Linked DNA regions of Mus musculus: regions 1 and 2 are each linked to region 3. Evidence: chromatin contacts called from ENCODE Hi-C or POLR2A ChIA-PET data. All regions are on one chromosome and are shown on one strand. The core of a region is the stretch at or near the end of the contact, and the rest is flanking DNA. Distances in the headings are between cores, read along the strand shown. Region 1 has its middle 6.5 kb from the start of Gm34189. Region 2 has its middle 15 kb from the start of Gm8075. Region 3 holds the start of Hif1a (hypoxia inducible factor 1, alpha subunit).

Region 1 (3,953 bases), core at 1,173-3,672, 120 kb before region 3:
AAGCATGGGCTAGAACTTCTGAAAATATGAATAAAAATAAGCTTTTCATCTTTAGGACTTGATTGATCTTGGGGTACTCATCCTGTTGATAGAAAGCTGCTTGACACACTGTACTGTACTGCCTGCTATATAAAAAGAGACTAGCTTAATTATACAAATCCCGGATTTAGAACTGGGACACATCAGGATACAATAAGGGTAATGGAGTTTGTGTTCATTTTAAAAGTGAATATTTTCAAAGAGATACCCAAATGTCTGATGGGCATTCTTCTGACACAAGGAGTTTGTCATCGGAAGGCATGTGCAGTCTGTATTCTGGGTGAGATTGGTGGACCAGAACCCTTTCCCAACCCTTAGAAACTAGCATGCCACAGTCTGAAATAGGCTTTGCAAGCACATACCACAATTGCACTGTCGACCCAGGCGAGCCTGGAGTTGGCTCCACATCATGTTTCCACTGGCCGCATGCCCAAACCCTGCTGCTACACTGTACCACACAGTCATGAGTCTAGGCTCAGCACTGAGGAGCTCAGCAAGTATATACTTAATTCTCAGCAAGGAAATCAAGTACACGGCCAGGGCTCTCGGCCCCCAGGGTGAAGGAGATGTCGTTTGGGATTCTGTTCGCAGAATTAGCCTTCTATGGATGCTAGGAAACCCCTGAGGTCCACGTCCATTTGTTTGTTACTTGTGGTGTTTGACTTCTAGGAATAAGAGTGAAAGCACCTTCCTACCCGTGCAGAACTCCAGGGTAAAGATCTGTTTGGGGAGGCGTGTGTTAAAAGAAAGTCCTTTTCTGGGATTGAAGGGACGCATGGTTTTTAGTATTAAAGGTTCGATGTGTGCACTTGCTCCATTTTCCAGTGGTCCTGGGCTGGTCCACATGGGTTAGTCGCACATCTTCTCCCACGTCGATGTCTAGTGAATTCAATGCTAGTTTAAAGTCGGTGGCGGTGGGAATATTTATACTATAGAAATGGGAAAGTACTAAAAATAAGGCCCTTTATTATCGTGATTACTTCAGAAAGCCCAACAGCACATCCCTGGAATTCAAGTAGTGAGAAAATTTTGCTCGGATGACTAGCAGTGAACAGAGGAGCTACGGTCCAATAAAATCCATTTACATTCCAAGTAGAAATGGGTTTAGCTGGGCTCTGCTTTTTACCAGCTGTTGCCAGCGGGGCCTGGGGGAGACTGGATACTGAAACCACTGGGGACCTTAGTTTCCTTGTGTATAAAATAAAAGTACTAATCACCTGCGAGAACACTCTTGAGGACCAAATGAGATAATGCCCTAGTCACTTGCTAAACTAAACTCCCTCTCTTGGGTGCACATTTCAACAAGTACCAGAAACAAAGAGCATACCTTTGAATCACAGAGTTTTCTTCAGTTTTCTTGATCTCCCAGAGAACAAGGATGAAACAAAGTCAAAGATGGCAGGCTGTGAAGAGAAGAGGGGAGCAGCGTTGGGAGCGTTGCCTGTGGTCTACATTTGCAGCTACAACTTAGACCCGATGCAAAGAGTTGGTGGAGAAAATTAGCAAGGTATTGTATGTGTGGCTCCCAGCCTGCACTGGAGAAGCTTCCTTCTGCAGCCAATGGGAACCATTACAGAGATGCACCACGGTCAAGTACAGGGCATTAGTGCCTTGCCCAGTAAGTATATCTACAATGCAACCTTATACCTAAGACTCAAGAAACATTGCAGAAGAGGGAACAGAAAGACTGTAAGAACCGGAGGGACCAGGACGTCTGCTGTTAGACTAGGTCTTTTAAACATGACAGTGCTGCTACATCCATAAATCTCAATAATAATGGTTGCCTTTAATACCTGCATATTGACAACACCTGTTGAGATGCTAGTGAGGATGAGGCAAATTTCACAAGGCAGATGAAGAGTTACAGGTGATCAATGTCTTCTAAGAGAAGATAAGTAAGTTTTCTCCAGGGATAAAACTCCTGGAGATGGGTTTTCCAGTTCCAAGTGGCCAACCCCAAACATCCACCTACATAAGAGGAACACTAAATGGACTCAGTGAGGTAGGTATGTGTGTGTGCACGTACATGGGAAGAGTTGCCAGGAGGAGAGGGAAAGGTAGGTAGGATGATGTAAATATAATGCTTACAGATGCAATTCTCAACACAATTACATTTAAAGGGGAAGCGTTCTCAGAGGTCAGATACACAGCTGTTTGGAATGAAGTCTTGGATGAAGCATTGAAGAAATGGCCCGGAAGTAAAGGGTGGGGAGGAGAGAGTTAAAGTTTTTACCACCCTCCTCAAGATAAGACATGGCCTAAGGGGGCTTCTCTGTTTATCTTGCACCCCATTAAAGCACCAGACCAGGCCCTGTGAGGAGCACCATGTGCTGTGGATAAGCTCTGCAGAGTCACGGGCTCAACAAACCTCCCTTCTGGCTCACTGCCTTCTCAGAGTGTTAGCACCCAGCTGGAATTCCCAGGATGTGCTTCTGGAGATGGCCTTGATTTCAGGGACTGCCAGCAGCAGCTGCCAAGTGCACGCTATGGGCTATAAAGACTGTGAACTTGGGGGCCAGGAGACATGGGTATAAAACCTTACTGGGCATTCACCCTGCACTGTTCCCAACCTTCACCCTCATCAGTTAAGTGGTACAATAGATCGAATGTCTCTTCTACAAAACGCTTGAGACCAACAGTGCTTAATGTCTGGGGAGTAGGGATATTATCACCCACCTGATAAGACTGTGAAGAGAAAAATAGAACGACTTGTAAACCTCTAACTCTCATTACAAATTTCAGTTATTCTTTTAGCATGACTAAGGAATTAATTTTATAAGTAGGGTGTTTTTTAGAAGTTTCATTTCTTTTTTTAAAAAAAAAAAGTGTGTGTGTGTGTATACCATATCTCCCTCGGGTGTAAAAGTCAGAGGGCATCTTTCAGGGATCTGTTGTCTCCTTATACCATGTGGACAACAGTATCGAACTCAGGTCTTCAGGATTGAAAACAAGCACCTTTACCCAATGAGTCTTCTTGACATCTCCCAAAGTAGGGCCTCTTAGCTTAGGATTTCTCTGGCTGAAGATACCAAAAGCATCAATCAAGGACAGGAGAGGGAGGGAGGGAAAGAAGGAGAGGGAGAGAGAGAGGAGAAAGAGAGATGAAAGAGGTCATTTTCCACTTTATAGTAGAGTAGTGTAGAGTCCAAGTAATGTGTCTAAGAGCAGGCCCCTATCTCTTGCTTTATTCCCAGAATCCTCCACTCCCATTAGCTTTTTATTTTGCTAGGAAATAATAATGTACCTAGAACCAGGAACTGTGGTGTAGCCTACTTGTCTAGCATGAACAAAGACCTTGGGTTCGATCCCTAGCACTGTATAAAACTGGCTGTTAAAATGCATGCCTAGAATCCCAGCCCTGCAGGAGTGGAGGCAGGATGGTCAGAAGTTCAAGAGCATCTTTGACCACATAGTCAGCTCAAGGCTAACCTGGGCTACTTGAGACCATGTCTCAAAAACAAAAGCATCTTAGAACTGCTTTTATGAGTCTGTTTTTTTTTTTCAATGTTCATTTTTTATGGGGTAGGGCATCATTGAACGGGAAAAATCTGGCATTTGTCCTTGCTCCCCTGCACATTTCTCACTGTCTTCCATGAGGTTTTCCATTCTAAATGAAAACCACTATCCTACAGAGACAGCATACTCTCTGCACGGAGACACACAGATACCTAGATAAAACACAGGCACTTCCAAACCAGTGCCATAGCTCCGAGAAGGTCAGGTATAGGTCACAGCAGCTTTCTGTGTCAGTCAAGAGTCAAGGCAGAGTAGGAACATAAAAAGCATCTTAGTGACACGTGGGGCTTGCTCCTTTCTCAGCCAACCCTCCTGTTAGGGGAATCTGCGAAAGCCTGTGTTTCCCAGCTGACTTAATGCCACATACCGCTTCCTTATGACTCTTGTGGCCTGCCCAA
Region 2 (4,069 bases), core at 633-3,132, 97 kb before region 3:
TGGAATTTGGCGATGGGGTCTTGAGGGAAGTAATGAAGGTAAAATGGGGCCACATAGATGGTCCCCAGGTTACTGTCCTTATAGGAAGATGCAGTTGGGACCTAGATACCTACAAAACAAAAACTGTGAGGCAGGGGGAGAGGTGGATGAGAGAGGCTGCTGTCTGCAGACCTAGAAGAGAGGTCTGTCCTACCTCACTCCCACTGGCATCCAGCTTTCAGAATTGTGAGGAAATAGTTTTGAGAGGCTGGGTACATAGGTCAGTGGTAAAGCTCTCATCTGGCTTGTGCAGGTCCCTAAGGTCTATCCCTAGCACCAAAATAATAAACAACCCAATGTTGTCTAAGCTACTTAGCCTATGATTCTTGGCTATAACAGCCCTAGTGAAATAATACAGCCTCCAGTCTGGGCTTCATGCTTTTCTTTCCTTTCTCTCTCTCTCTCTCTCTGTGTGTGTGTGTGTGTGTGTGTGTGTGTGTGTGTGTGTGTGTGTGTGTCTGTGTGTCTGTCTGTCTGTCTGTCTGTGTGTGTATATATGTGTGACTAGGTGTGTGTATGTGGTGTGTGTGTGTGTCTGTATGTCTGTGTGTATGTGCTATATGTGTCTGTGTATATATATGTGTATCTATGTGTGTCTGTGTGTATGTAGTATATGTGTGTCTGTGTGTATATATCTCTGTGTTCAAGTCTGTGCATGTGTGTGCATTGGCAGAAGTGTGGAAGTCAGCCTTCTGTCTTGTTTGAGACAGAGTCTCTAATTATTTCACCCCTATATATGCCAGGTTAAATCCAGATAGGTCTAAAAGTTATGGTCCCTTTCCTGAAATTCATATTTGGCTGGTTCTTCTATAGTTCACCAGGCAACTGTAACTCCACAGGACCATCTATAACTTATAGTGAGTGGCCTGAACCACAGTGAACTGGAGAAGGCATCCTCCCACCCCCACCCCAGGTAACATACTAGCAAAAGATAGTGACGTTTGATCGCCAGCATTTGGTGTCCTTCCTAAATGCAACCAATCTTTATCCACAGTTTAAAATCACATAAGGAGCTTTGAAAAATGCTCATAATATATTCCCAGCTAACAGACATAGGATAGAGATAACTGAACAGGGAATTGGGAAGGTAGGATGGGAAGGAAGGCGAGACCAGTATATGGCTACACACAGATGCCAGCCCTGCACTTGACCCACTCTGAGACTTGGGGTCTTGTCTTCTATCTCTACCACTGGCACACTGCTGTCGTAGCTCAGTCCTGTTGAAAGATAAAGGGGAAGAAGGACTCTACAGAAGAGCTCAGACAGGATCTCTGGGCAGTCCTGAATCCGGTCTCTACATTCTATTCCTTTAAAAGGAAATGTCAACGTTTCCAAGCAGTGACCGTGAACTCCAGCCCCGTGAGGGTGAGTCAGGACAGGCCTCACCAGGCCGGGCTCCTGCAATGTAAACTTCCAGCAGGCTCCAGTATCCTCTCAAAAACCACTCCCAACCTTGTTGAAATGCTTGGATTCCCCACTCTGCTTCAGTCCAGCATGCTGGTCTCTGTGTATATTTGGTCCCTAGCATCCTTAGATGTTCCGTTGCATATCCACACATGGTTTTAAGTTTCCGCAAAGTGGCTCAGACATATACATTTCACTTTCTTCTCTCCAGGGTTTTCTGGGACTCTCAGCCCCCCCCCCCCCCCCACTGCTGTCTTCTCCCTCCCTGATTTCTGCCCAGTTTTTTGCCAGCGATTTTATGTGCTGTCACTGGCAGACTGGTCAGAAGCACATCATTAATCATAGCCACTGGGATAACTTGTCCAGGAACCGCCAAGGCCAGCCTTGAATGGCTGCCGCCCAGCGCTGCCTCTTCCTTCAGCTCTAAGTTCCATGATATCATTAGCATTCGGCCCTGGCAGGTGGCCAATGCCTTAACTGGGGATTCTCAGCTCTCTGTAAGTTTTTAAAAATGCTTTGGTGATGGGGGGAGGGAGACTTGTACTTTTCCAGCACAGAAAAAGGGATGCTAGTTAGTTCATGGAAGCTTCCAGTAACGTTAAAGTTCACTTGTTTTTATTGTGATAATTGAATGGTGTTCAGTAATGTTCTTCCTATAATAAGATTCAAAAAATTTCCTCCTTAGGGAGGAAAATTTGGAAGAAGGAAATACAAAGGAGAGGGTCAGCTCAGCAATACTTTCCTTGCAACACGAGGATCCCAGAATTGCATAGGAGTATCTGCACTTCGTTTAATAAATGGATCCCTATAAATTTCATGTAAATGGAATGTGTAAGAATTTAAATCATTCTAAGTGCAGCTGTATTAAGGCAGCCTGGCATGACTCGCTTTATCAAGGGAATTATCTTGATGCAATAGACAGCATCCTGTGGAGCACACTGATCATTGTTATAAGTCTGAATTTTGCATAGGGCTGATTCTCATAAGATCGGGGAGAGGGGGGTCTCTCTTATAATGACAACTATTCTAAGATCACAGATGTTCTCAGGCTCCGAAGAGGAACTTTTCCAAAGCTTTCTATGGAGTATGACTAGCTACTAGGATGCCATGGGAGGTTAAACGCAGACAACTGTCACCCAGAATCCTCCTGTTCTATTTCCAGAGAGATGCAAGAAGTTACCAGTGAGTGAAGGAAGGGAGAGATGATGGCAGACACTCTGAGGCTAGAAGCATGAGCTGGGGTCATAGTAACACAGCTCTGCCTTTGTCCTCTAACCAGGGATTGCCGAAGAATCGGTATCTCACATCTCACACACGCACACACACACACACACACACACACACACACACACACACACACACACTTAGACACACATTCCTGCCCGTTGTTAGAATTTAGGTGTGAAGTGTATATTATGTGATTCCTACATTAAAAAAAAAGGGGAGGGGGCTAACTTCCAACTTTACCTCAGGAAGCCTTTCAAAGAAAAGATGTATTTGAGGGTTATAAATACTATGTTATTTAATTCCTAAGTACTGGTGAGATGTGCAGGATTGGGAGCCCCCGGCAGGTTGCCCACCTGTTCTCTGCTATCTTCCTAAGGTAACCCTGAGTCAATGTGGTGAAGGGAGATGAATAACTACAACATTCTCTTTTCCTTGTGTTCTCTCAGGCAACTGTGGCTCAGAAGGTAGAGGCACAAGGCACAAGATTAAACTTGAGAGATGCTTAAGAGGGGTTTAGACTGCGTGTGTGGGGTTTTTCCTCCATCTTTCCCCCCTTGTTCTTGCTTCCTGCTTCCTGCTTGGAGTGCTGTCAGAATGGCTAGGTTTCTGGCACCAACTTGCAACCACCACCACCCTCACCCCCAAAGCTACAAGCTAACATCTGTGAAGCAAAGACAGCGAATGCTCGATAGCTTTGGAATGCTCGCCTACGGTTTTACTTGATTAAATGAAAGAAAAATAAATTATCGTATTTAAGCCTGTGTTTGCTTGCTGATGGCTATTGTGATTAGCATCTGACCCAAGCCCTAACTGGTATCCCCGCTAGGCATAAGCTCTAGAAATCTAATTCCCACACACATGCATCTCCACTTCCTAGGGCAATGGGAGCAAATCAGGGGTCCTAGAGCAACTGCCTGCCCTTGAGTATTTGTCTAGAACCATAGTCTTCTTAGTGCCTGGTGCTGACATCCAACGCATGACCTGGTTGGGAGCCCTCTCCATACACAGATGGAACACGTTGACTGACTGACTGTTCCTCAACCATTTCTCAGGGAACTGTTTCCCAGCGATCGAAGGGTCTTCACCTCTCTCCCTTCCCCAGGGTGGCATCAGTACAGAGCTTTTGAGAGATCTAAAGTGCTGTCCGATTTAAAAAAAAAAAAAAATTGAAAATGATAGGTTAAAATGGAAAGAAAGAACCCGTACATTAAGCTGCATTTTAAAGACTGTGTTTTTGATAGTGAAGTGCGAGCATTTTTTTTTCTTCAAGGAGACAGGAAAGACATTATTAAATGGCAGGAAATGGTGATCTCAAATTCCTTTTGCAAAAATATTGTTTACTGACTGTAAAAAAAAAAACCAAGTGTAACTTTGTAACTAATTGGACTAATTGAAACAG
Region 3 (4,018 bases), core at 874-3,373:
GTGATCCCTGACCAGCGAGAACTGCTTAAGTTATAAGACAAGAACAATTGGTGCTTTCAGTAACTGCCCTCATTTATGGAGATGCAAACATTCTGGGAAGTTACAATGTCGGGAAAAAAGGGAGTCTGTAAGCATTCACACTAACACCACTGGCACTTAAACAGTTGAAACTGGTCAGTCTACAGAGGCATGACCAACTGCCACTAGCATGAATTTGGGGATAACAAGAACAATACTCCACAGCATTTAATGATGGCTTCCTATTGCCCTATGTGGTTTCAAGTGATTTTTCTGTTTTATAACCATCAGTAGTGCTGCAGCGTAAGTACCATCTTCTCCATTTTACAGATGAATAAACTGAGGCACAGAGAGGTTAAATGACTGGCACTGGTGCTTACAACCGAGCTCACTCTGAATTCTGCAGCCATTGTTCTTAACACTGTACTTTCAGGGTGTTACACTACATATGTGTAATATATATATATGTATATATATATACACACAAATATATGTATATATATACACACATATACATATATATATGTATGTATGTATATGTATATATATTTCCATGATTAAAAACAAAACAAAATGAAAAACAAGTAATTAGTTTTGGTCTTTTACTCTTTTTATATATACCCTGTAGCTCTTTCAGAGGTATGTTCTAGATTTCAAACAAAAATAGTGCTCAAATCTATTTATATAGTCCTAACTTCTTTTTTGAAGCCAGGGCCTTGTGCATGCTAGACCACTCCTCTACTACCGAGCTAAATCTCCAGCTGTAATCATATCTTTATGAGTATTGAGTTGCTTCATGCATTGTTTATTGTCTTATTAGACCTGGACATTATGTGTATTTCTAGAGGGCATTGTTTTTGGATTTGAATGCAATTTAAATGTACCATAGATATCTACATTATTATACAACCCAAAGTTAGATTGTAACAATGTACTAACAAGGCAAAGAAGAGATACTAAACAGTCTAGTGTCAGGTCAGTTTCAGAGACCCCAGATTCAGACTCAGTTGTGTCTATAACACGTGTGTGTGTGTGTGTGTGTGTGTGTGTGTGTGTGTGTACACACACGGGCACGAAGTGTTCCTTTGTTGGGCTTGGAATACTTTTAAAACAAACACACACCATACCCACAGACCTAACATTTATGCTTCCAAAGACCGACTAAAAATGATGGCTTTAATCCATAGCTCCCAGCATAGCCGGTGAGCAGTCCTGTCAAGGTCTGTAGGTTGAAGGACTTGTTCTTCTTTCAGTCTAAACAGTGAACTAAACTCAGTCTGAAACAATTCTTGCACCTTTTCTGCATCCATTTAAGATGATCTTTGTCAGTTTTTAAAGCAACATGAAAGCAAAATAAGTCTATTCAATGCCTTTTCCTGTCTTGTCAAATTCAGGCTTGTGCTCTCACTTATTGAAGCTGTTGTTTATTTGTAAATGCTTAAGATAGTTTATTTTTAAATGGCCCTGCAACTTCCCTCCCCTTGAGAGGTTTGGCAAGACGGATTTGTTTTATATTTTTATCTGCATTTGCTCAGTAGTCAAACTTTGGCCCAGAAAATCTTAATCACTTGGAGACTTCCCTTGTTGTGTAGCAAAGAGCGGAGACTGGAGACTGAGTGGTGTCGGTCACCTGGGAAGGAGGGACCCCACTCTAACATCAGGGGGGCTGGCTGCCAGAACGCAAAGTTGGCTTTTTTTTTTTCAACTGGAAACTCGGGCGGGATGGGCGGCGACCGGGTCCAGCCACGCAGCTAAGGAGTAAGCGAGCCTCAGAGAACTCTATAGAGAGCCGGGGCGGTGCGAGCCAGGCTCGGACCCAAGCTTGGCAGCCCACTCGCTCCAGCAGCGCCTCCCAAAGCCAGACGCAGCTTTCCATTGAAGGTGCAGAGACCCCCCCACCCCCAGACCTGGGCTCAGCCGCACCCGTCGCTCGCCCCTTTTTCTTCCCTCCCTAGCTGCACACAGACAAGCACGTGAGCGGGGCAGCTCGTCCCAGCTGGGGCTCAGCTGACCTCCTCCTGATTGGCTGAGAGCAACGTGGGCTGGGGTGGGGCCTGGCCGCCTGCGTCCTTCACCATTGGCTCTCCGGGAACCCGCCTCCGCTCAGGTGAGGCGGGCCCGCGGGCGCGCGCGTTGGGTGCTGAGCGGGCGCGCGCACCCCTCGGCTTTTCCCTCCCCTCGCCGCGCGCCCGAGCGCGCCTCCGCCCTTGCCCGCCCCCTGCCGCTGCTTCAGCGCCTCAGTGCACAGAGCCTCCTCGGCTGAGGGGACGCGAGGACTGTCCTCGCCGCCGTCGCGGGCAGTGTCTAGCCAGGCCTTGACAAGCTAGCCGGAGGAGCGCCTAGGAACCCGAGCCGGAGCTCAGCGAGCGCAGCCTGCAGCTCCCGCCTCGCCGTCCCGGGGGGCGTCCCGCCTCCCACCCCGCCTCTGGACTTGTCTCTTTCTCCGCGCGCGCGGACAGAGCCGGCGTTTAGGCCCGAGCGAGCCCGGGGGCCGCCGGCCGGGAAGACAACGCGGGCACCGATTCGCCATGGAGGGCGCCGGCGGCGAGAACGAGAAGAAAAAGTAAGCCGGGCCGCCGCGTTCCGTGGACTGGCTTTTTTTTTTTTTTTTTTTTTGTCTCCGCTCCCCTTCCGTCCCCCCCAGCCTCACGCGCCGGGCTCCCCCGCGGTCCACGTCGCCATCTTGGCGCTGGGGGTGGGAGTCGCGGGCCCTGCGCTCGGCGGGGCTGGGGTCTCCGCCCCGGACACCCGCCCCGCGCCGTCGCAGCCCAGCCTGCCCCGCGCGCCCATCCGGCCGAGCCGGCCAGGGCCGAGTACGCCTCTAGCTCCCGCGCCTTCCCTCCCCGTCCTCCGCGTTAGCCGCGAGCAGCGGGCCCCGGGCGGACCCTGTGCGCGCTGCCAGCTTCCTGGGGTCGAGGCCCTCCGAGGCCGACCCGGGGCTCCCCCGAGCCGCCTCGCTGCGCCGCGGCCGCCGTTGCCTTTGTAGGTTAGGGAGTTTCTTCTGGGGGCCCGAAGACGCTAACTTTCTAGTTTGCACGTGCGGGTTTGGTTGTAATCTGGAAAAACTTGCCTCCATCAGAGTAACGGGAATTTAGGAAAATGGCATCATTGTAAACAACTTCCAATTTCTACAAACTTGTGTTTGCATCACCTGTCAGGAGAGCCCAGACGTTATGTATCAATATGTGGCTGCCTCGTTCACTCCTGAAAATAACTTACGGATAGTTTTGGTTAAATTTAGGCCGGTAATTTCATGGAGTGGGGGCTATATATGATGAAAGCCGTCGGTTAAAATACTGAAAATTTATTGGAACACCTGAAAAGAATTGTTTCCAAAAACCATACATCTGAAGTGTGAAATCTTCCATGAGAATTCAGTGTAAGTTTATGAAACATCTTGTGGTTTGAGTCTAAGGAGAACATTTTAGAATTGAGTACAGCTAGTGGTGGTAAGATCGACCCCTGCCGCCAGCACACAATTTTGTCTACTTCGATATTTTAACCTTGAGAAAATCAGTTTAAGGAGTTGAAGGTTTGTAGTAAGAGCTGTGGTTACAAGGCTGGCTTAATTTGCTGTTAAGTCCTTCTAGTCTTCTGGAAGAGATTAATTCCCCTTATCCATATCAGCAGAAGAGATAAACTTACTCATTTTCCTGCTGTTCTGGACACCCCTTCCTTGTCTTGGTCTTTATTCCATAAAAGGTCCAGGTCTTAGTTTGTGTGCACCCAAAGGAAGCACTTTGGAAATGTTTTAAAGTGTTCATGCAAGTCTAGACTTAACTCCACGAGTTACCAGAATTAGTTGCAATTAATTTTGCAGAACTGACTACAATGCTTTTGATGAAATGATGGGCTGCTATTCTCTAAACCTTAGGCAGATTGCCATTGTGTACTCACTGTCCTTATTAAATGCTAAATTATATTAATACACTACACCAAGTTATACACCAATCACTTCTCTTTCTTATACGCTGATTTTTTTTTAATTTAAATCAAAAGT

The links. Hi-C counts contacts between places; a loop is a spot of excess contacts on that map. ChIA-PET counts read pairs that join two places held with the same protein, here RNA polymerase II (POLR2A).
Region 1: a loop to region 3 is called in a map of heart, with 4 times the contacts of the local background. The contact joins the enhancer-like site here to the promoter of Hif1a in region 3. A Hi-C loop is called at or near these places in 11 of 37 maps with a recorded cell type or tissue (T-helper 17 cell, gastrocnemius, heart and 1 more). POLR2A ChIA-PET finds 5 or more read pairs at or near these places in 2 of 5 experiments (Patski and embryonic stem cell).
Region 2: a map of gastrocnemius shows a loop between it and region 3 (2.6-fold over the local background). The contact joins the enhancer-like site here to the promoter of Hif1a in region 3. A Hi-C loop is called at or near these places in 2 of 37 maps with a recorded cell type or tissue (Patski and gastrocnemius). POLR2A ChIA-PET finds 5 or more read pairs at or near these places in 1 of 5 experiments (Patski).

The regions. Positions count from the first base shown.
Region 1 is chr12:73,786,659-73,790,611 of GRCm38, forward strand. No RefSeq gene overlaps it. Among named protein-coding and RNA genes, the nearest start is that of Gm34189, 6.5 kb to the left of the region's middle. Within about 2 kb of position 2,423, at least 1 of the 3 ENCODE cell types and tissues checked has a DNase peak (open chromatin) inside an H3K27ac peak, as active enhancers do; it is heart, where a contact is called at or near this core.
Region 2 is chr12:73,808,741-73,812,809 of GRCm38, forward strand. No RefSeq gene overlaps it. Among named protein-coding and RNA genes, the nearest start is that of Gm8075, 15 kb to the left of the region's middle. Within about 2 kb of position 1,883, at least 2 of the 3 ENCODE cell types and tissues checked have a DNase peak (open chromatin) inside an H3K27ac peak, as active enhancers do; they include gastrocnemius, where a contact is called at or near this core.
Region 3 is chr12:73,905,744-73,909,761 of GRCm38, forward strand. Hif1a (hypoxia inducible factor 1, alpha subunit) reads left to right here and starts at 2,124. Exons shown (of 15, transcript NM_010431.2): 1 at 2,124-2,581. The coding sequence starts at 2,547.